Linked DNA regions of Homo sapiens: all the other regions are linked to region 1. The links are chromatin loops, found by intact Hi-C in ENCODE. Cell type or tissue: A673. All regions are shown on one strand.

Region 1 (8,000 bases):
GTATTATGTTTGATAACAGGAAGTCAGTCAAAATGAACAAAAAATTTCCAGCGTAGGTGAAGGGCGAAGGAAGAAAGAAACGAGAGAAAGAGGTATATGAAAGACCCTTAAAAGCATTCATAGCTATAAAAGCTTTTAAATGTTTGCTTTAATCTGCTAGCTGCCTTTAGCCGGTGCCGTATTGTAAAACAGCCGCACAAGACCACAGCAGCCACATGTCAAAAGCTATTCAAGGTGCACCTGGAATTCTGACTTCCTCTCTAATTTGGATCTCTAAAAATTATTTTTAAGCTGTATTTTAAAGTTATGCCCAAAGCTTCGCCCTATCTATACATTCGAGACTCAGAACTAGGATTAAAAATAGGAGAAGGGGAGGACTCCACATCAAGTACTATGTTAAAAAATGGCAGGCAAAGATTTTTTTTAGTGGAGAATTCTAATTAACTCATTAGAAAAATACATTAAGCCAGGTGCAGTGGCTCATGCCTGTAATCCCAGCACTTTGCGGGGCTGAGGCAGGTGGATGACCTGAGGTCAGGAGTTTGAGACCAGCCTGACTAACATGGTGAAACCCTGTCTCTACTAAAAATACAAAAATTAGCCAGGCATGGTGATGGGCACCTGTAACCCCAGCTACTTGGGAGGCTGAGGCAGGAGAATCGCTTGAACCCAGGAAGCAGAGGCTGCAGTGAGCAGAGATTGCACCACTGCACTCCAGCCTAGGCGACAAGAGCAAGACTCCATCTCAAAAAGAAAAACAACAGAAACGAAAAATACATAAGCCTCTTCACTGTCCTGTACGCCAGCTTCCTCTCCCGGGGGCAAGGACTCCTTCCCCGCCCTGCCCTACTTATCAGGGTCACTATGAGACCCAAATGAGATGGCGACACAGGTAAAAAAGCTTGGTTAACTAGAACGCATGCCACAAAGACGAGGAATTATCCCTCGTTTTCCAGAAACTTCTGCAGCAAGGGCTTGTACTTAGTAGGCACACAGATGTTTGCTACATGAAGGGGCCAGTTAGAGAAGGAGGAACAACTGTGTGGTATGTATGACTGAGTCTAAGTTTCTTCATAAAGCTATCAACGTCTGAAAAGCAGCTCCATCTCAGTATGTTCATGTATATCAAATCATCATGCTGCATACCTTAAATATATACAATTTAAAAAAAAGTAACATAAAGGACTTCCCGGAGTAGAAGGGCCTGTACCCGTTTTTTGATATGTTTACAAGTATCTAAACTATCCTTACCAACAAAACCTGCTTTTTATGGGGGGAAAAAGTTTCACAGTAAAAATTTGGGGTTAAATCAAAATGAAATGTCATAACTAGTTTCTGTTTTTAAGTACGTATTACCCATTCCATAACTCCCCACTACCAAAATCACACAAACACACCTCATGGTGATTTTGCCCGATCATTTCAGTAACAAACCCAGTTGTCACTTCTTGTGACAGCTACATCTTGATCCCAGCTGGACACAGGACCCCTGCTAAGAGTCCAGCCGGCTTGTGTTTCTCAGGTCACCTACACACTGTTAGCCACCGTTGGCCACGATGAACACCCACAAGGTTCCCAAGCTTTTTCATTTTGGAAAAATTCTTGTGCTCCCCAGATCCTAAGCAGATGTCCCAGGCTACGGGAGCAATGCACAAGCTCTCTAGTTCCCCAAGGTAAAGGTGCCGACCTTCCTGGGGGCAGCACGTCCAGTTCCCCAAGGTAAAGGTGCCGACCTTCCTAGGGGTGGCACATCCCACCTTCTTCTGCTTCCTCTGGACTCACTGGGGGGACCAAAAGGGGTCCACTGGCAGGCAACTCTGCAGGGGTGGAGGGTGGGGGGCTGGCTCTGCCCCACACACAGATTCAGGTCCCAGCCGGTCCTAACCCGCCAGCTGCCCCTCCCAGTGAGACCCTGCAGAGCGTGGCAGCCTGTGCTTTCTTTCTGCCATTGCTCTGGCAGAGATAAAAAGGAAAATGGAACCCAGAGAAACAGAAACAAGGCAGCTAGCTTCTCAACTGGGAAAGAATTACATTTTCTCTAGAACATCAGATTCGATAGAAAATAAAATCTATTAAAATGTTTCTATAAAATATAAAAGAATTATGTTTTTTCTGGTGTTCTGTAAGGGAAAGGATTATGTTTCTTCTATAAAATCAGTGTTTCTCAAAAACATTCATGTCCCAGCACAGTAAAGATGTATTGCTGCTGACTGCCTGTCACCCACTGGTGGCGGGAAGATGTGGTGGCCACCAGGTGATCGCACCCCGGACACCCCACAGTGAGCCATGTGGTGTATCAGTCTCTCACCCACCAACATCTGCAGAGAGGAAGCCATGGAGAGGTCCCCATATATATGGTCTTGGAGAAACAGTTCAAAGGGCTCTGCCAAGAAACTGGAACATCCAAGCAGGGGTAGGGCACCCAGGGGTACCTTCCACCCACAGAAGCAAAGGGACAGCTTCAGCTCGGAGGCCCCCACACACCAACTCAGAGCTCACAGTTAACCCTGGAAGTCACAGCTGCCACAGGCCATGAACAAGAGTCACGTGTTTTACTATCAGAGCGAACCCTTTCTAAATAATATGTCAAATATTAATATTAACCAAAGTATCAACACCTATGAGATTCCCTGCCTTTTAACATTCAAGTGTGACCATGTGTGAGATGCCTTCAAAGTCCAATGACACGCAGTCATTTGTTTTTAGTTTTTAATAACTAATTTGGCTCATTATAAAATAACTCATAACAAATAACCAATTTGGCTCATTATAAAATAACTAATAACTAATTTGGCTTATTATATATATAATCATTATAGAAAATTTGGAAAATACAGAGAAAGTTTTAAAAGATTATTAAAATCACCCTTAAGCACTCCACCACAAATAAGTCCCATATATACCAGATTTCCTTCCAGTCTTGTTTCCTTTTTTTTTTTTTTTTTTTGAGACAGGGTCTCACTCTGTTGCCCAGGCTGGAGTGCAGTGGCACAATCATAGCTCACTACAGCCTCAACCTCCCTGGCTCAGGCAATCCTCCTGCCTCAGCCTCCCGAGTAGCTAGGACTACAGGTATGCGCCACCATGCCTGGCTAATTTTTGTATCTTCTGTAAAGAATACGAAATTCTGCCAGGTTGCCCAGGCTGGTCTCGAATTCCTGGGCTTGAGCGATCCACCTGCCTCAGCCTCCCAAGGCATTGGGATTACAGGCTTGAGCCACTGCACCTGGCCCAGTCTTCTTTCTACGGAGATAGGTGTGTGGTAAACGTGTGTTTGTGTGTTTGTTTTATGGTTTAACTTTTTGTCATTTTGCTGAGACCCAAATTTCAATCCTGCTCCTGGGAGGTTCAATTAAACGTGAAAGCCTTGGTCGGAGGAAGCCCAGCTCAGCCGCCCACAGCCTGCATCTCAGCCAAGCCCTGCTTCCTCTTGGTATCGTGCACAGTGACACTGATGGAGCCACACATGACTGGGTTTTATAGTGGGAATCACACGCTACCATGGTGTCTGGGTGTCGATGAAGGTCTCCGAGCACATCCTTCCCAAATGCCAAGGGCTGACCGTCGCTGAGGCGAGTGTTTTTTCTCTTTGGGTCTTGCTACTATTCTTTCCAGTTATATCACAGTAACGGAGAAGCACATAAATCTTCTGCGCTATTCGTCATAAAGAGCAAGTGTCAAGGCACCAAACTGTGTAAACACAGCTGGTACGCAGTAAAACTATTTAGATAACTAGCATATTTATTTTGTTCTTTCATATCCCATACTATAATAGTACCTAGGACACAGTAAACGTTGAATGAAAGATGAATATTATTAACTGGGACATTGAAATAATTTCTGCAGACCCAAAAGAAAGTGCCACCAATATAATGGAAAACTATAAAATTATACTATGTGAAACTGATATAGACAGAAAAAAATTAAATCTCTGAAGAACAACTTTATAGTTCTAGGGTCCTGTATGCGAGGCAGCCTAGCTCAGCAGCGACACCCTGTGGTGAGAGATCTTTGACTCCCAGCAACAGAGTGTCTTGCAGGGCACAGGAAGCAGAAAGCCAGCCCAGGCATCCAATCCCTAAGGCAGGCGATGAGCCAAATGGACAGGCAGGATTTAGCAGATGACTGGGTGCCAAGATCCTCTCCATGGAACTTAATTCCGTGAGGATGACTGAGATCTGTTAAGTAGGGATGCCAGAAAGAAAACCAAATACAAAGCACAAACCCAATTCCATTCCCAGTCTCTGTGGTCCAGATCTATAAATACTGACCCATAGCACAGTGACTAGATGCAGGAGGAATTCAGCTGCCTCCGGAAAGACCACCTCAGGCAGTGCATATCCACCTTCAAATTCATTTGCACTATAATCCTTTAGAGAACTTGTATTCCAAGAAAACATCATATAAAACCTTGACTTCTGCCATTTCCTTCTACAGCAGATTCAAGGACACCTAAGCAGAGTTAATAAACATTAAGAGGCCGGGAGCGCCATGCCTGTAATCCCAACACTTTGGAAAGCCAAGGCAGGCAGATTGCTTGAACTCGGGAGTTCAAGACCAGCCTGGGCAACATGGCGAAACCCTGTCTCTACAAAAAGTATTAAAAATTAGCCAGGCATGGTGATGCACACCTGTAGTCCCAGCTACTCGGGGGGCTGAGGTGGGAGGATCGCTTGAGCTTGGGAGGTGGAGGCTGCAGTGAGCCATGATTGCACCACTACACTCCAGCCTGGGCAACAGAGCAAGACCCTGCCTCAAAAACTAAAAATAAACATTAAGAAATGAGGATATGTACAACATACACGTACTCATTCCATTCCTTGGGCTCCCAAAGTAAAGCAGAATTCAGTCAGAAATAAGCAGCTGAGAGGAAAGTAGTCCACAGCACAGATATCCAAGAAAATCAACAAGGCCAAGTGGAGGGCCCGCAATGGGAAGTGAACATTTCTGAAAATAATTATTTTCCAAAGTTATTATGTAATAAGGGGCTTAGTAGGGAGTGTCCATGTATGTGTATACAGAGCAAATATTTGCTTTAATCATGTTCAAGCATTTCATTCCCAAAGTTTGTGAAAGGGGAAATCAATACTCCCTCAATTGATCAATGAACAGGTGAAAAAGTATCACCTCCCACTGCCCCAGGCTGTTTAAAAAACTGGAAGGACAAAAATGTGAAGCATCTGTTGTGTGCTTGAATATAAGCAGACACATGATACAAAGCCCTGACATGGGTATTTCAGGTTATACTCATCCTAAATACACCAGAAATGCCAAGAGTTCCAAACTTCCACTCACAAGAGAATAACCTGGGGCAGGGCCACTCTTCCTATCCACTACTCTGTCCAAGAGTCCGGAGGTCAAGTCCGAAGACCAGCATGATCAGAACTCCGAGAAAGGGCAGGGAGCTCTGCCAAGGGCAAGGCCAGGCCACCTCACTCCCGGACTTCCCCAGCTGGGAGCCTCAGAGCAGGCACTGGCTAAGGTAGCCAGCCCCAGCCCTCCATCCCCAGGAAAAGGCGACAGAGAAGGTCTAGGGGACTGGCAGTGCTCTCAGATTTTCTATCTGTCTTCTCCAAGTGAGCCCATCACACCCAGATAGCTCATAGCTCTGCTCTCCTCCAAAAACTAAGGGACACAGTGTAACACAAAAGAAAGTGCCTCCTTTTTAAAAAATGTTGGGATGAGAGGTATAATTTGTTTGTTTCAAGAGAAAGTAGGTAAGTTTAGTGTTTAAAGTCACCTAGACTATTGGGTGTTTGCAGAAACTACATGGTTATGTCATTCAACTCACAAATTTGTCTGTTCAGAGAAGACAACAGAAATAGACAAAATAATTTGTCACAATGACTATGAAACTGATAGTATGGCCAAGCAGGGGGATTAGCAAGAACCTACACCTGGAGAATCTGGCGACCTGCCCAAAACCAGGTATCAATCACAGGCAGCAAGTGCAGGCATGGGCCAAGAGAATTCCCGAACACATTCCCAGCTCCGTGGGCATTTTCCTGTCAGACACGACTCACAGACGTGAAACCCAGAGCGCTGTTGCCACAAGATGGCAGACATTAGCACAAATGTGATTGTTCCAAAGATTTGCTGAAAGTGGCTCAAGTCAAAACAAATGTTTTCAATCCCAAATGAATAAAGTTACAGTCTGAATATACTCTTGACACAGGGACCCTCTTCCCCCTAACGTGGAAAGGGCCACACCTGCAGACTTAACACCTTTCTAAACTCTACTAGTTGGCCCTCTCTTATATATAATCCTCCCCCAACAAAATGAATATTTGCACATCTTGAAGATGATTTCCAAACCCGAAGTCAAAACAGAAATGGAAAATCAAAACCAACCAAAATAAAACAATTAAAGCAACGGGTCGCCACTGTGAAGAGGGCCACGTCACAGCGCGCTCTGCCCAGCTGAGCCCACAACTCACCTCCGCAGCTGACAGCAAGTAAAGAGGAGTTAAGGCAGGAACTTGTTTCATGTCACAGCTGAGGCCAAGGGTTGTCAGAATCTCTCTAAGGACTTCGTATCTTCTAAAATTGCTTGACTTGAGCAAGTTAAAATCTTCTGGAGTTTGCACTATGTTGGAGCTGGGAGGTAGTTCTAAGTGCACCTGAAGGGGAAAGATAGCACTATGTAAACTGAGGGCACTCACAGGCAATGAGAAAAACAGTTTCTTTTTTCTTTTTCTTTTTTTTTTTAAATTTAGAGACAGGATCTCATTATGTTGCCCAGGCTGGTCTTGAACTCCTGGGCTCAAACGATCCTCCCACCTCAGCCTCCCAAAGTGCTGGGATTACATGTATGAGCCACCACATCTGGCCAAAAAATTTCTTTACCAGTTTTCTTCTCCAAGTGAGCACATCACACCCAGATAGCTCATAGCTTTGCTCTCCTCTGAAAATTAAGGGACACAGTATAACCCACAAGAGAAAACTTGAACATGAATTTTTCTAATTATCAATAGCATATAAACTCTGAAGCTGTATATCTGGAAAGTCATGGCCAACAAAAGAACGATTCCAAAGAGCCTACTCAAATTTTGGTTGTCAGGCTGAGAGGCCACGGTGGAAATGACCCTGGACAGTCATCATCTCTCTCCAGGTACTGATGTTCCACACTCATCAGTCATATGACCTTCCGCAAGTTACTTAACTTGATTATAGGAACAAAATATCTAGGGCCGGGAGCGGTGGCTCACGCCTGTAATCCCAGCACTTTGGGAAGCCAAGGCGGGCAGATCACCTGAGGTCGGGAGTTCAAGACCAGCCTGACCAACATGGAGAAACCCTGTCTCTACTAAAAATACAAAATTAGCCAGGCGTGGTTGCATGAGCCTGTAATCCCAGCTACTCGGGAAGTTGAGGCAGGAGAATCGCTTGAACCCAGGAGGCGGAAGTTGCGGTGAGCTGAGATAGCTCCATTGCACTCCAACCTGGGCAACAAGAGTGAAACTCCATCGCAAAAAAAAAAAAAAAAAAAAAAAAAGACCTAGAAAGACAGTTATGCTGAAAACCTAATTGCTAGTGAGTTCAGGGAGGCAAATGGGTCATGCTGGAAACTTCCATTTTGCCTATTAGCCATAACTGGAAAACAATACCTAGGAAGAGAGCAGCGTTATTCATCATTTTAAGAGCGTTTGCAGGAGGCTGGGTATAAAGGCTCACACCTGTAATCCCAACACTTTGGAAGACCAAGATGGGAGGATTGCTTGAGCCTAGGAGTTTCAGACCAGCCTGGACAACATAGTGAAACCCTGTCTCTACAAAAAATACAAAAATTAGCCAGGCGTGGGTGGTGCGGCTGTAGTCCCAACTACTTGGGAGGCTGAGCTGGGAGGATCCCTTGAACCCAGGAGGTTGAGGCTGCAGTCAGCCATGATCGTGCCACTGCACTCCAGCCTGGGCAACAAAGTGCGACCATTTAAAAAGAAAAAAAAAAGAGAGAGAGAGTTTGCAGGAATTCAAAACAGCAGGTCCTTGAATAATGTTGT
Region 2 (8,000 bases), 290 kb before region 1:
AACTGCCATTATTTTGTCTTCTCGTTTGATTGACAGATTGCTAGACATAAAGATCCATGGTTAAATCACTTACCTTCAGAACTTTGAAGGCATTATCCCACTGTTTTCTAGCATCCAGTGTTACTGATGAAGAATCCAATGCAAATCTGATATTCATCCCTTTGTAGGTGTTGGTTTTTTGTATTTGTGAGTTTTTAGGATCTTCTCTTTATGTCTAGTGTTCTGAAATCTCACAAAATTGTGCCCGGGGTGAAATTTAACCTGTTATACTTGTCCAGCATTTGGTGAACACTTTCTAGCTGATCCTTGTGTTTCTCTTCAGCTCTGGTACATTTTTAAAACTCCGGTAATTTCAAATCAATTATTTTTTTCTGAATATTTTCTCCTTTCAATTTTCCTCTTTTGTATTTGTGGGATTGCCATCTGATAAAATGCTGTACTTACTGAATTGGTCCTCCATGTCATCTACATTTTCTTTCTTATTTTCCAACTTTTTATTCTGGAAGATTTTGTTTACTTATCTTCCAAGCTTTTTATTAGAAGTTTTATTCTGGTAATAAAGTTTTTAATTTTCAAGAACTTTCTTATTCTCTAAGTGCTCTTTTTTTCAGAGCAACCATTCACATTTTATGAATGTAATATCTTCTAAGTTTTTTCTAAGAAACTTATTAGAGGTTCAGATAGGAATTTTGTTTTAAGTTCTTACCTGTTGCTTAATTAATCTATGCTTTCCCTGGCCTCAATTATTCTATTTATCCTCTTGGTCCTCTTATTTGGGGCCCTTTTTCTTTTAATGTATGGTGACCTTTGGTTGCCATTTGTATATGCACCAGTAACAGGACTGGTTAATACAGGTACTGTTACTGTGTAAGTCTGACCAACTGCTTGGATCGGCTAATTGGGAATTGTGACCCATTTGTTCTCTAGTATTTCATCTTCTCCCTGCATAGACCTCTTGCTCTTCTCTACTGGATTATTTCATGGGCAATGAGCCCATCCAACAGCTCCAGCAAGTCCATACCTATAGTGTGAGCTAGCTCAAGATATCTCTTCAAGGGCTTCATCAACACTGGGGCAAATCTCCAAAGATACCCCCTAGGTGCCAGGTTATCACATTTCCTGAATGCCCAGTAGATACCTATCTCTGTCCAAAGTGTATACCAGCATTTTGTAGGCAGGGGGTTAGAAGCCCTGAAATTAAGACATCCAAGTAGCCCAGAGTAGCCTGTACAGTCTGCTGGTGCCTACATGTATAATCTTTCCAGATGAGCTGCAACCCAATTGACCAGGCAGTGGGGTCCATTTGAAACAATGGGCGCTGATAAACCATTGTGGCAATGCCCAGAGTTATCAAGGCAGATGTTGGATCTTGAGACTTAAGGCGCTGTCATGGAACTTAACAATACGCCGTAGTCCTCAATTCATGTCTGAAGCATTAATGCTATTTTCATTTATTTCTGTCTTTCATATGCAGTGGGATCTTAACAAATTGAGGCCTAGAGATGGACAGAAAGACTCCCAGGCACCAGAAAGCTATTTCTTGCAGCCACCACGTTGCTGTGATTAACAAAATAGTTGGATGCATTTTCCACTCAAAAGTGGCTACAGGGGGAACTGAGTGTGAGTTGTTCACTGTCAACTAACAGCACCATTAGAATTATGTTAAAGCTGAGCTAAGAGAAGCAAGAGAAAGGATGCTACTCAAGAAGAATCTTCTAGTGAAAGAGTGAAAACTTTATTGGTCTCAATGGCAGTGGTGAATCAAGGACTTTTTTTTTTTTTTTTTTTTTTTTGAGATGGAGTCTCTCTCTGTCGCCCAGGCTGGAGTGCAATGGTGAGATCTTGGGGCTCACTGCAACCCCTGCCTCCTGGGTTCAAGCAATTCTCCTGCCTCAGCCTCCTGAGTAGCTGGGATTACAGGCACCCGCCACCACGCCCAGCTAATTTTTTGTATTTTTAGTAAAGACGAGGTTTCACCATGTTGGCCAGGCTGGTCTCGAACTCCTGACCTCGGGGGATCCATCCGCCTCAGCCTCTCAAAGTGCTGGGATTACAGCCCTGAGCCACCGTGCCCGGCCCAAGAACTTTTTAAATTCTGTGCAACCAAGAAATTCAAAACTGATCTACATGCCCTGTCCAGGTTGACCAGTTATCCCGCTAAACTAGTAACCACCAGAGACTGAGCCTGGAGTGGGGGCTCTATCTGTGCCTTGCTTAGTTCTTCATTTTGATTAAAAATACAAATGCCTATATTCTACCCCTAACCCCTTTACTGACTAATTCATGGGATCCATTTGACCGCTATTGATGTTTTCTCACTTATTAAAAAAAATAGTTTCAGTGTAATTATTCTGAGTTAAATACATTTGCCTCTTTTTATCCTAAAAATTGGAAGTTGAAGAATCCTTTTGTTGCCCTTAATGAGCTACCGTAGTAGCTTCCTAGGGCTGCAGTCACAAAGTATTGCAAACTGGCTGGCTTGAAATAACAGAAACCATTCTCTCACGGTTCTCGAGGCAGACATCCAAAATGAAGGTGTTGGCAGGACTGGTTCCCTCTTGGAGACTCAAAGGAAGAACTGGTTCCATGCCTCTCTTCTATCTTCTAATGGTTGCTCTTGGTTTGCAACTGCGTAACCCCAGTCTCCATCCCTGTTGTCACATGGCTGTTATCCCTCCGCATGTCTGTGCCTTTACATGGTGTCCTCCTCTGTATGTGTGTCTCTGTATCTATTTTCCTCTTCTTATAACTTCCATCTTAGTTACATCTGCAAAGACTCCATTTCCAAATAAGGTCACATTCACAAGTACCAGGAGTCCAGACTTGAACATATCTCTTGCAGGGACACAGCTCAACCCCCAATGCACAGTGTGCCTGTCAACTTCCATACACACTGGTTTGGTTCTATCCCAGGAAGTGGGGAGCCAGGGCTGAGAGACCAAAAATCCTAGATCCTGGTCCCAAGTTCTCAGCCCATGACTACGCATTACTGTTTCTAACAATGATATCAAAGGATCCTAAAGACTGGTTATATTGAAATACGCCAAAGACAACCTCTAACCCTGAGGCCCAGAAAGCCCCAGGAATCTAAGCTCTCAGTCTTGGACCCAACAGCAAGCCCTCTCTCAACTACTCTGATGGTCTCCTGGCCCCGACATCAGCATGTGTAGCCTCCTGCTGCCTGTCTGCAAAGCCGTCCCTGCACAATACACTCTTCTAAGCATCTCAGAGAGGACAGGATGTGGCTTTGCATGGTAGTTGGAAATGATCAAGAAAATATATATTTACCAAAATCTGAGCTGAAATTAGGATATCCGGATGCTGAGTGTTAATGAGCAGCGTGTCGGTGTTTAACAACCGGGGCCACAGGCCATCAGTTTCACAGGACTCATTTGAATAATGCTTCCAACTGTACAGACAGTGCAGGGAAAGCAGTACACAGATTGGCTTATCAGGAAACACATAAAGGAAAGGAGGAGGGGGAAAAAAACCCCATGGGATCCTGCAGGCTAAAAAAAAAAATGCTAAAAGGAAAAATAAATGTACATGTGTACCTCTTAAGTCTCACAAATCTGCAGGGATTTGTAACTCAGGAAAACCCTGAAGTGAAACACAAATCAAAAAGGGACCAAGGGCCATAATCCACATTCCTAAATTAGTTGTCTTTTCCGGTAATGAAAAAAGAATCAGACTGTAAGTATACAATATCTCTCCCTGTCATTGCCGCTTCTTTCATTGCTTTCTTAAAATATTACAAAGCAAACAAATCCTGCATTCTAATCCATTATAAACCAGTTCCATATCTAATCAACTTGAAGCCAAAGCCATCTGAGCAGTGCAAACATTTTTTAAAAGAGTCATTCTAAGATAAGCAAAACAGGAAATTGGAGGTTGACGATGATGAAACTGATATCCAAATGGTAATCTGAGCAGTAAAGTCACTAAACCCTTCCTGCACCATAAACAGAGTTTCTTGGGATGTGTTTCATTCGCTTTCCCTGGCGATTTGGCAGTAGGTTGTACCAGTTAGTACAAATCATCATCTTTCTCTTCCTTACCCCATGTCGGCAGACCGCGGCCAGGATGCGGGATCCCAGGGCGCCAGGCGCTCCCATCTGCTCTGCTGAACAATGTGTGGTCCACCCTTTATCCAAGCTGCAGAGGGGAAGGGCAGATGGAGCCACCTTGCCTTCTAAGTGACTTCAGCAAAAGCACATCTGTCCTCCAGGGCAGGTTCTCGACCCCAGCACTATTCACATTTTTAGCTGGATCGCTTTTCGTCGTCGGAGGCTGTCTTGTTCGTGGTGGGTTGTTTAGCCGCACCCCTAGCTTCTACCCACTAGATGCCAGTAGCACCCCTCCCAGATATGACCATCAAAAAATGTCTCTGAACATTGCCAAATGTCCCTGGGAGTGGGAGGCACAATCACCCCCTGTTGAGAACCACTTAGAAAGAACTTTTGCTGGGAAGAGCTCAGAGCATGCATTTAAACAGTGTTCGGTGTTCTCGCATTAGCCTTTCCCAAGGGAATTAGTTACTAACTGAATGTCACCTTCTCCACGAGACTTCCCCTGAGCACCCTATTTATGCTCACTCACTATTTTCATTACTTATCATGTTAACTGTTTAATATTCTGCCTCCCCTGTTACACTATATGTAGTTCCAGGCACAGAGTAAATGTTCAAAAACATTTGTTGGCCAGGCAAGGTGGCTCATGCCTAGAATCCCAACACTTTGGGAGGCTGAGGTGGGAGGATCACTTGAGGCCATAAGTTAGAGACCAGCCTGGTCAACATAGTAAGATCCTGTCTCTACTGAAAGAAAAAAGAAAAAAATAGCCAAGCACAGGGGCATGTGCCTGTAGTCCTAGCTACTTGAGAGGCTGAGGCAGGAGGATTGCGTGAGCCCAGGAGTTAGAGGCTGCAGTGAGCTGTGATCATGCCATTGCACTGTAGCCTGGGCAACAGAGCAGGATCCTATCTTTAAAAAAAGAATTAAAATAAATTTTAAAACATTTACTTATTTGACAAATAAATGGAAAGAAACCAAACTTCACATAGTATAAACAAAGAAGAAATGAGTTGCCCATCTAACTAGGGTGATGTGGTGAGGAGGACCCAGGGCTCCTGGACTCAGTGCCACAGCCACGGTGCCAACAATGAATTCAATGACACCTGCTTGTCAGGGCTGTTGGGGGTTAAATAGGGTCGTGTGTGTATGTGCCTAACACGCAGCGCATGTGTGGGTGCTCCGGCCTGCCCCGCCTTCCCTACCTCTTTTCTGATGCAGCATCCTCAGCTCTTCCCCAGGGTGCTCCCTGCCTGTGGACTCCTGGGGCCCAGGCCAGACCCTGCCTGCAGATGATTTGAGGACCCGTGTCTTTAGCAGCCTGTTTGGTCTGAGGCCTGGGTCCATGGTGGCAGACCACTTGCCAGACCAACCCCTTGGCTGCCTGGCCTGTGAACTCCAGCCGCCCCACCTCTGGCCAGCACCCTGGGCCCATGCACAGTTCGACCTGGGCGAAGCTCTGTCTGCCACCTGGGACCCCCAAAGGTGCCACCTTGCCTGAGCCAGGCACTCCCTGCTCTCCTAAAGTCACTCAATCTTAGGAAATGTCTGTTGTCCAATCTGGCACACTCCATGCTGTGGGTGCTCACACTTCTTAGACGTAGTGCTCCACTGGGTGTGCTCTGTTCTTGGGGTAAAGCTAAGTCCTTGTGGCTTTAGACCAGAGAAGTTTCTTTCTGTCTTACAGGGAGTTCCAAGTAGTGAGGGCTGCTCAGCTCCACACAGTCACTCAGAAACCCAAGTCCCTTTCCCGTGTAGCTCCCCCATCCCCATGGCTTTCTTGTTGTCTACGTGACTGAATTCACTTGCCTTCCCCTGCTTCCAGCCAGGGGAAGGGGAAAGAGTATGGAGGAGATGAGTCCTACACAGAGACATGAGTCCCATATCCAGAAACGGCACTTCCTTACATTCCCATGGGCAGGAATCTAGTCCCACGGCCACATCTCACTGCAAGAGAGGCCGCAAGGTGCAGGCAGAAGGGAGGGCAGGCAGAGGGGAGATGTGGGGTCCCTTCCCCACTCTTCTCCAGCAATCATTTCCTGAGTGTTTTGCTGACTGCAGTCACCTCCACTCCAGTGAGCTCCTTAATCCAGCAGAGAAGACACACACCCAGAGCACAATCTAAGAGGACACAGAGGAGTGGGCAGCTGGCTTGGCTGTTGCACTTGAAGACAGGATCCCAACCAGGAGCAGACGGGAGGCGGCATTCGAGCTGGCGTCTATCTAAGACAAGAGGAGGAAGGACAGGGTGAGAATTTTGCCTGGTCTTAAATCCATATGCCCTTGAGTTTTTTCAATCCTTAGGAAAATGAGTGAAACAGACCTGGGTCATTTGACCATTAAAGATTTTGGACAATCTCTGCAAGAGTTAGAGGCACCATGTGCCCCAGATCATCACCCTTCTCCAAAACGGTCCCTTGGTTTGCTTGGTTATTTTTGTAGAGACAGGGTCTCTACAATGCCCACACTGGACTTGAACTCCTGGGATCAAGCAATCCTCCTAAGCAGCTGAGACAACAGGCACATGCCACCTGGCTTGCTGACCTCCATTTCTGTTTCCAGGAGAGATTTTTTGTTTTGTTTTTTGTTTCCAGACAGGGTCTTGTTTTGTCACCCAGGCTGGAGTGCAGTGGCATGATCATGGCTCACTGCAACCTCAACCTCCTGGGCTCAAACAATCCTCCCATTTCAGCCTCTGGAGTAGCTGGGACCACAGGCACATGCCACCACCATGCCCAACTAATTTTTTTATTTTTATTTTTTGTAGAGATGGGGGTCTCACTATGTTGGCCAGGCTAGTCTCAAACTTCTGGTCTCAAGTGACTCTCCACCTTGGCCTCCCAAAGTGCTGGGATTATAGGTGTGAGCCAGCACACCTGGCTGGGAGAGACTTCTTGATTAGCAGAAGGCAAATTTCATTAATTCAAAGACAAAGCCATGTTCAATGAGTTGCCAGAAAAATAAAAGTTGATTTAAATGTCCCATGACTAAGTACTGAGTCATCATTTGTCATTATTATTTTATTATTTCTTACTTGTGAGAAATTATTTTATTAATATTTTTATTTACCTTTATTATTTCTCAGCTGGAGAAACCCTACAGAAGGGTGCTGGTCATGCAGCCTCATGGCCACCGTGTCCTCAGCAGGCCTGGTTCCTTCCCCCCAGGACCACGGAGGCACAGCCGCCCCTCAGGGGCATAGCATACGGTGTGGTGCGGCCCCTCTTTTCCTGAGCTGAGATTTTTTCGTCTTGTCACGCCCCCCATCTCCCATGCGGCCTCCTCTTCCCAAGACCCCTGGCTTCACTGCAGACTTAGCCACCAGCTCCGCATCATTTGCCCAGCCTGCAACCTCCCGGAGGTGCTTCCCCGCCTCCCAAGACAGCGGGTAGGTGCCAACTGCTAATTTTCTTCCAGTGGCCCACCCTTACAACTCATCCATTGCACTCCAAAAGATTGTTTTTTGGAGGACATTTTTTTAAATTTTATTTTTTCCATAAGTTATTGGGGTATGGGTGGTATTTGGTTACATGAGTAAGTTCTTTAGTGGAGATTTGTGAGCTCCTGCTGCACCCATCACCCGAGCAGTATACACTGCACCATATTTGTTATCTTTTATTCCTCACCCCCCTCCCACTCTTCCCCCCAAGTCCCCAAAGTCCATTGTATCATTCTTATGCCTTTGTGTCCTCATAGCTTAGCTCCCACGTATCAGTGAGAACATACAATGTTTGGTTTTCCATTCCTGAGTTAATTCACTTAGAATAAAAATTTCCAATCTCATCCAGGTCATTGCAAATGCTGTTCATTCATTCCTTTTTATGGCTGAGTAGTATTCCATCATATATATATATGTGTATATATATATGTATATGTATGTATATATATGTGTATATATGTGTGTGTGTGTGTGTGTGTGTGTATACACCA
Region 3 (8,000 bases), 230 kb before region 1:
CTACTACTTGAGGAAACAGCAAACAGAACGAATTAGGGTCTTGGCCTCTGCAGGAATAAATTATTTCCGACTTGGTCTGGATACCTGTAATTATTTGTAAGCTGTGGGTAGTAATACTGTAATTGTCCCCCGGTCCTTTCTGGAAGTAGCAATGACCCCAAGGACAATTGGTGACGTCTCCACAGGGTTTACACATGGAAAGGAGTGAAAAATCGAGGAATTCTTTCAGATAGCCCAGACCAAAAATCCTCTCAGCCATGAAAAGGTCATATATGTGATGCTGGGCCAAGCGGACTTTTCTGGAGTAACCATATCATAACTGATTGCGGATGTAGACAAGAGCGTATAAACCAAATAGGCTTGAATCAACGCAGTCCTGGATTTTCTGTTGCCTCTGCTTGCTGGGGCAGTGGAAGTTCTTAAACTCCACTTCAGAGGTTGGAAATTCTTCCCCCTCCCCCACCTCCTTAGTGACAAGGTCTCTGATCTCCTGCTGCCACTGCAATAGCCTCTCCCATCCCGCGGGGAACGGCCGGAGTTCTTCCCTTGATCTCTCCCGAGTCGGCTTCCGCTGGGGATGGATCGCAGGTAGGCGCCGGCGCGGCCTGGGGAAGAACAGTTGCGGAGCATCTGAAGCGGAAAATCCAAGCAGATGTGAGGCGATCCGGGCCCGCCTCGTTCCTCTTGGGGCCTGAATTTCTTCCAGATAAGTTTCCTAATGGAACATTTCTAAGAGGTGGGGTACGAGGCGGCTTGCTCGCACGCGCAGTGGGACAGACTGCGGGTGGGGACGTACTGAGAGGTCCGGACCTCAATGCGTCCGACCCGTCTCCACACCGCCCTTTTCCAGCCCCCAGTCTCCTTTCATTCCCTACTCTTCAGGCTCCTTTGGGGCCAGTGGGTGAACCGCCATTTAGAACGGTGCCTCGGACTCGGGGGTCGTGCGCTCCATCTCTGCCTCCCCCCTGGGGCCCGCGAGGCTGGTCCGGGCTTTCTGAGCTGGGCGTTCGGCTTTAGGCCCAATACCTGGACCAGGAATTTCTTCTCCCCGCGCCAGAAGGGAAAGACATAGGAGGTGTCCCAATCTGCGGTCACCGCCGATGCTCCTGACCACTCTAGTGAGCACCTGCCCGGTACTTTTCCATTCCAACAGAGCTTCCAGCTTCATACTAACTATCCCACATACGGCCTGTGGGTATTAGCTCTAAGTGTCCTTTTCCGAGGGCCCGAGGCTCCCCCTCCAGCAGGGAGAGCTCCGGGACGGCCCCCACCAAGGGTTGGGTTTCTTCCTTCACAATTCCACAGAGGCATCCCTGTCCTTCCTACCTGGGAAACCTCGAGGTGCGGTGCCCGTGTACTTCTGGTACTTTGCGTGGTGCCATCAGGGACCCCAGAGCCACAGCTGCGTGTGTGTGTGGATGTGTGTGTGTGTGTGCGCGCGCGCGCGTGTACGGCGAAAGGATGTGCTTGGGGGAGCCGAGTACACAACGTCTGCTTGGGCAGCTGCTGGGCAGGCGTTGGGCCTGGAGGTATCTCACACCCACGTATCTTCCAGTCTTCAAACACGGCATTGCTCTGCCTCCCGTAGCGCGCTTCGAACCTGCCTCGCGGACACGTGAACAGAGGCTGTCCCTGGGAAGATAAGTGCGCTTTCCCGTAAAATCCGGGAAATTTGCCTTGAGGAAAGTTTCCGTTCTTGTTACTTGTCGGGTTTCTCCCACTTCCACTTAGCCATGTTTCTGCGATCTGGGTAATCCCTTTCAAGCCCAGGAGGAATTCTCCCGGGTCCATAATTGAGGGTCGGAAGCCGTGGGGGTGAGAAACGCATTAAATCCTCCCGAAGCCCAGGAGGTGCCAGAGCGGGCTCAGGGGGCCGCCTGCGGAAGCTGCGGCAGGGGCTGGGTCCGTAGCCTCTAACCCCTTGGAGCTCCTTCTCCCAGAGGCCCGGAGCCGGCAGCTGTCAGCGCAGCCAGGAGCGGGATCCTGGGCGCGGAGGTGGGTCCGACTCGCCAGGCTTGGGCATTGGAGACCCGCGCCGCTAGCCCATGGCCCTCTGCTCAAGCCGCTGCAACAGGAAAGCGCTCCTGGATCCGAAACCCCAAAGGAAAGCGCTGTTACTCTGTGCGTCCGGCTCGCGTGGCGTCGCGGTTTCGGAGCACCAAGCCTGCGAGCCCTGGCCACGATGTGGACTCCGCAAGGGGCTAGGGACAGGCAGGGGGAGAGCCCGGGTTTGCGCACACCTTCCAGCCCCTGGAGGGAGCCTGCTCGGCTTCGAACGCCTTCGAACTTTTGACCTTCAAAGGAGTCCCTGGAAAAGGTCAGGAGCGCCTGCTGCAGGCACGGTTGCCGAAGGCCAGGCCTTCCTGGCGCAGGGGAGGGCCAGGGGAGGGAAGCGGATACTCAGTCGCTGTCCGACGGCGAGTTTTCGGAGCAGCAGGCTCATGATCCCGGGCCAGTGGCGAGAGCAGTGACACCGAGAACCCAAATCTCCGCGCCCCCATCCGCGGCCCGGTGTCCTCCCGGCCCCTGCTGACCTCCAGGTCACGCACCCCACTGCTCCACGGCTCTGCAGCCTGTGGCACACGGCCGAGAGTCCCCACATGATCTCGACGCCAAGGTAAGGAATTGCCCTGCGTCCTCTGAGCCTGTCTCTGGCCTGGGGGGCCGGGAAAGCTGCACTCCTGGAAGAGGTGGGGTTATGTGACCGCCGCTGCAGGGGTGCGCGGAGGACTCCTGGGCCGCACACCCATTTCCAGGCTGCGGGAGCCGGACAGGGGAGGGCAGAGGGGGGACAAAAGGACTCTTTAGGTCCAAAATGACCCTGAAGGAGAGTCCAGAATGCCCAGTGGCCGCGTCTGCAACGGAGTCTTCTTTCTCCAATTGCCTTCTGCCCCATCACCATGGGCCCCACCTGCGCCACCTGCGCCCACCCTGTGACCCTGGCTCAGCGACCTTGGCCCTTAATCGCCCAACGCCGATTCCTCAAAATTCCGGCTGCGCTGAATCGGGCTGCTTTTGCCGCCGCCCCGGCAGTTGGGCCCTGTTTCCGCCGGCGCCCTGGGAGAGGCCTCACCACTCGGCTGGGCTCCCTGGCCCCTCCCTTCCCCTGGCCTGAGCGCCCCTGCGGCCTCCCGCTCCTCCTGAGAAGGCGACAATCTCTTTGCACCTTAGTGTTTCGAGGACAGAAAGGGCAGAAGGGTCACTTCGGAGCCACTCGCGCCGTTTTCACGTGTGTGTGTAATGGGGGGAGGGGGGCTCCCGGCTTTCCCCTTTTCAGCTCTTGGACCTGCAACACCGGGAGGGCGAGGACGCGGGACCAGCGCACCCTCGGAAGGCTCGATCCTCCCCGGCAGGGCGCCTGGCCAACGAGTCGCGCCGCCTCCTCTCGGCCGCGCCTGCTGGTGACCTTCCCGAGAGCCACAGGGGCGGCCTCGGCACCCCTCCTTCCCTCGCCCTCCCTGCCGCCCATCCTAGCTCCGGGGTCCGGCGACCGGCGCTCAGGAGCGGGTCCCCGCGGCGCGCCGTGTGCACTCACCGCGACTTCCCCGAACCCGGGAGCGCGCGGGTCTCTCCCGGGAGAGTCCCTGGAGGCAGCGACGCGGAGGCGCGCCTGTGACTCCAGGGCCGCGGCGGGGTCGGAGGCAAGATTCGCCGCCCCCGCCCCCGCCGCGGTCCCTCCCCCCTCCCGCTCCCCCCTCCGGGACCCAGGCGGCCAGTGCTCCGCCCGAAGGCGGGTCTGCCATAAACAAACGCGGCTCGGCCGCACGTGGACAGCGGAGGTGCTGCGCCTAGCCACACATCGCGGGCTCCGGCGCTGCGTCTCCAGGCACAGGGAGCCGCCAGGAAGGGCAGGAGAGCGCGCCCGGGCCAGGGCCCGGCCCCAGCCGCCTGCGACTCGCTCCCCTCCGCTGGGCTCCCGCTCCATGGCTCCGCGGCCACCGCCGCCCCTGTCGCCCTCCGGTCCGGAGGGGCCTTGCCGCAGCCGGTTCGAGCACTCGACGAAGGAGTAAGCAGCGCCTCCGCCTCCGCGCCGGCCGCCCCCACCCCCCAGGAAGGCCGAGGCAGGAGAGGCAGGAGGGAGGAAACAGGAGCGAGCAGGAACGGGGCTCCGGTTGCTGCAGGACGGTCCAGCCCGGAGGAGGCTGCGCTCCGGGCAGCGGCGGGCGGCGCCGCCGGGTTGCTCGGAGCTCAGGCCCGGCGGCTGCGGGGAGGCGTCTCGGAACCCCGGGAGGCCCCCCGCACCTGCCCGCGGCCCACTCCGCGGACTCACCTGGCTCCCGGCTCCCCCTTCCCCATCCCCGCCGCCGCAGCCCGAGCGGGGCTCCGCGGGCCTGGAGCACGGCCGGGTCTAATATGCCCGGAGCCGAGGCGCGATGAAGGAGAAGTCCAAGAATGCGGCCAAGACCAGGAGGGAGAAGGAAAATGGCGAGTTTTACGAGCTTGCCAAGCTGCTCCCGCTGCCGTCGGCCATCACTTCGCAGCTGGACAAAGCGTCCATCATCCGCCTCACCACGAGCTACCTGAAGATGCGCGCCGTCTTCCCCGAAGGTGAGGCCTCAGGTGGGCGGCCGGGGACGCTGGGGAGCCCGGCGGCCCCGGCCCAGGCGGGAAGCGCAAGCCAGCCCGCCCAGAGGGGTTGCCGCGGCCTGGCGTCCAGAGCTGGGGCGTCTGAGGGAGGTTGCGTGAGGGTCTTCGGCTTCGGCGCTGGCTTGGGGCGAGGGGCCAGGGCCTTGGCGGCCCAGGCGACCAAACCCTCTCCTGGTCCAGGGCTGGGTGAGGGCGAATTACGAATTGTTCCAGGGGCAGGCAGTCCCCCAGCCCGCACGGCCAGCGAGTTCTTTCTGGTTTTGTTCTTTCTCCCTTTCCTCCTTCCTTCCTTCGCCAGTGCATTCTGGTTTGGTTTGGATTTTTTTCTCTCTTTCTTTCCTTTCTTTCTTTCTTTCTCTTTCTTTTTCTTTCTTTCTTCCTCTTTCTTTCATTCTCCCCTTCCTTCCTTCCTTGGCCCCCTCTCTCCCTCCCTCCTTCCTTCCTTCCTTTGCCAATGCATTGGTTTGTTTTCTTTCCTTTTCTGCTTTCCTTCCTTTCTTTGGAAGTTCACTCTGGTTTTGCTTTCTTTCTTTCCCCATCCCTTCCTTTCTTTATCCCTCCTTCCCTTCCTCCTTTTCTTTCTACGATTCCCTTTATTTTTCCTTCATTCCTCCCTCTTTTTGTCTCTTCTGGAGGAGGTGAAGGAGGGTCAGCTTCAGGCGCTGCGAGTCAGCGGGGATCACGGTGAGGCCCAAGCACTGCAGGCTGAGGCCACAGAGCGAACACTTGTGCTGAGCCGGGCCCTCTCGTGAGGCTGGGGTGCGGGAAGTCCGGGCAGGAGAGACCCGCCCCCGCCGTTGCTGAGCTGAGACCCGGCTGAAAGAGAGGGGTCCGATTAATTCGAAAATGGCAGACAGAGCTGAGCGCTGCCGTTCTTTTCAGGATTGAAAATGTGCCAGTGGGCCAGGGGCGCTGGGACCCGCGGTGCGGAAGACTCGGAACAGGAAGAAATAGTGGCGCGCTGGGTGGGCTGCCCCGCCGCCCACGCCGGTTGCCGCTGGTGACAGTGGCTGCCCGGCCAGGCACCTCCGAGCAGCAGGTCTGAGCGTTTTTGGCGTCCCAAGCGTTCCGGGCCGCGTCTTCCAGAGCCTCTGCTCCCAGCGGGGTCGCTGCGGCCTGGCCCGAAGGATTTGACTCTTTGCTGGGAGGCGCGCTGCTCAGGGTTCTGGTGGGTCCTCTGGGCCCAGGAGCTGGGAGGGCTGCGCCGGCCTCTGGAGCCCCGGGAGCCAGTGCCGAGGTAGGGAGACAACTTCCGCCGCAGGGCGCCGGACGGTCGGGGCAGAGCAGGCGACAGGTGTCCCTAGGCCGCAGGGCGCTTCCATAGCGCCATCCCCACCAGGCACTCTACTCGAAATCGGAAAGCTCGACCTTTTGCGTTCGCCTCTGCCAAGCCTGTTATTTGTGCTGGCCGCTGGGTCTGGAGCTGCGCTTCTCGGCCCCTCCCCGGTGGAGCGCAGAGGGCTGGTCTGCAAGCGCGGCCTCCAGCCCCGCGGCTCCCCGGCCCAGGAGCCAGGCGCGGGCTGACCCGGGAGCACCCGGCAGCGGAGGGGGCTGGAAGCGGACCCTAGGCCTCTCCTGTGCCACCCGGCCCTACCGCGCGGCCGCGGGGCGCTCTCCTCTCGGGCGCAGCGGTCCTTCAGCCCAGGGCAGGTTCCTCCCTTTCCTACTCGGAACGTGGCAAAGATACCCCAGTCCCAGCCCCTCCAGCTGAGAGCTGTTGCCCAAGGTCGTCGCTACTTGTCCGCTCAATGGTGACCCCTTGGCAGAGAACTAGGGATGATTCCACTCCGGTTGATGTTTTAGGGGAAATTAAAAGAACATTCGGTTTTCTGAGTCTCCTTCCGGGGAGGCGTGGTGGTAACTGGTTTGCTGGGAAGAGCCGTTCCTTAACCGCATGCAACAAAGCAGGTGTGGAATCCGGACGAGAGGGCACTCACTGCCTTCTGCCCCCTTTGGAAATAGAAAAAGCCTTCGAAGCAGCAATCCAAAGATCAAATGATTTGCGGTCAATGATTTCAATTAAACCAGAAATTAGTAAGGGAGGGCCGAGAAGACACGGCTGCTCAGAAGCTGTTCGCTGTTTGAGGGATTTCCCGGAGAGCCTGTTAAAAGATGCGAAGTGGTGGGTGTACCGCTCAGCCACCTTTAAACCGGCTCTGTGCGTTCTGGCTCTGGAAAGCAAGTCTCCAGGCATTTGGGCTCAGAATTGCTGGGCCCCGAGTTTGGGCGGGGGTGGTCCTTCTGGGGGTCAGGCCTTGAGCAGCTTGCACTGGTGGCAGGTTTGGGAGCAGTTGAGGGGCTTCCTGTGTGTCTTTTGGAGGGGGTGACCCTGGAAGTTGGCACTCTGGAAGGGAGCTGTTTGGCCCTAGAGTTTTGGAAAGGGCCCTGAACCTGTTCGGTCCCCCTCGGAAAGGGAAGGGAGCAGTGGCTTAGTCCCTCCCTCCTCCATTCGTGCAATGCCTGGGGTAGGGGTAGACCTGGAGCCGGTGGACTCATATCCTTGGAATTCGTCAGGACAGCTGCTCCGGGGCCTTGGCCCTCAGTCAGTCTGGGGCTGAGGAGTAGGGAAGCTGGGAACTTGGGGCAGAGGAAGAAGATGCGTTTAGAAAGACCTCCATTATGCAAACTGGAGTCCATTTATGCAAACTGGTCACCCTTCCAGTAGCTCCAAAGAGTGGCAGTGGAGTGGCATCTTGATTGATTTAACCTCTTCTCAGGGGACCTGGGTCTGCGAGGGAGGATATGGCTGCGGGGTTGGAATAGGATCTGTCTGAGCTGCCAGGGTCAGGGTGGTGGCCCTAGGGAGGTTTTAGGGCCAGGGTGGTCCCGGGCTGTGGCAGGGGCTCTCAGATCGCCTCGGGCTCTCAGCTGCAAGGTGAAAAATACCATGAGGAATTGATCTGCCAAGGGCGGTCTTGTCTCAAAGCAAGTGGATTGCTGGGGTAAAGAATCTAGAGACCAGCTTAGGACTCTGGGAGGAAGAAAAAAAAAAAAAGAATAGCATAGTCCTAAGGAACTGCAAGGATCACCAGATTAACCCTTCATACCTGGGGAAATTAAGGCCAGACATGACACAGGCCTTTCCCAAGGCTCTGTAGCAAGGGCAATAGCAGGCCAGTTGCTGCCACTGCGGTCCTGTGGGGCATGTTCTCACTCCACTGCACCCAGGAGGCTGCCAGCCTCTGTTCCTTTTAACATAGATCTCCTCAGTTGTTAAGACAGAAAGAGGAACTCAGAGGGGTCCCTGTGTGCAAGGCAGAGGGAGACCACCAGAACCAGGGTAAGCACCCCACTTGGTAGCCAGTTCAAGGACTTGGGGATGTTTTCAACATTTACAGCGAGGTTTGAGGCCCCATTGTCATGCAGCGCTACTCGGCCTTGGTCTCCTTATCTGTAAAATGGGCCCATTAGCA

Evidence for each region. Peaks named below come from ENCODE experiments on the same cell type or tissue, not always from the same donor. Only the 100,000 strongest peaks of a DNase experiment are listed, where the experiment ranks them.
Region 2: it touches region 1 in a loop (6-fold over the local background); 66 of 110 quality-filtered maps call a loop at or near these places.
Region 3: a loop joins it to region 1, with 3 times the contacts of the local background. A loop is called at or near these places in 6 of 110 quality-filtered maps.

What each region holds. Positions count from the first base shown.
Region 1 is chr21:36,923,814-36,931,813 of GRCh38, forward strand. HLCS (holocarboxylase synthetase) reads right to left here. Exons shown (of 11, transcript NM_001352514.2): 5 at 6,438-6,620. Among named protein-coding and RNA genes, the nearest start is that of HLCS-AS1, 39 kb to the right of the region's middle. RefSeq lists a silencer at 3,940-4,132. In A673, CTCF peaks have their summits at 4,003 (motif pointing left) and 6,044 (motif pointing right); DNase peaks (open chromatin) are centred at 4,038 and 6,038; H3K27ac peaks cover 760 bases.
Region 2 is chr21:36,636,718-36,644,717 of GRCh38, forward strand. LOC105369308 (a long non-coding RNA gene) reads right to left here. Exons shown (of 3, transcript NR_188246.1): 2 at 74-6,289. Among named protein-coding and RNA genes, the nearest start is that of SIM2, 58 kb to the right of the region's middle. In A673, a CTCF peak has its summit at 4,326 (motif pointing right); DNase peaks (open chromatin) are centred at 3,644 and 4,394; H3K4me3 peaks cover 773 bases; H3K27ac peaks cover 4,233 bases.
Region 3 is chr21:36,695,374-36,703,373 of GRCh38, forward strand. SIM2 (SIM bHLH transcription factor 2) reads left to right here and starts at 3,742. Exons shown (of 11, transcript NM_005069.6): 1 at 3,742-4,548. The coding sequence starts at 4,374. It overlaps LOC105369308 (a long non-coding RNA gene), which reads right to left and starts at 3,618. Exons shown (of 3, transcript NR_188246.1): 1 at 3,536-3,618. It overlaps LOC107985492 (a long non-coding RNA gene), which reads left to right and starts at 5,143. Exons shown (of 4, transcript XR_001755029.1): 1 at 5,143-8,000. RefSeq lists enhancers at 221-1,133, 4,969-5,562, 5,563-6,155. In A673, no CTCF peak of the experiment used is centred here; DNase peaks (open chromatin) are centred at 3,678 and 6,448; H3K4me3 peaks cover 4,940 bases; H3K27ac peaks cover 4,949 bases; H3K27me3 peaks cover 645 bases.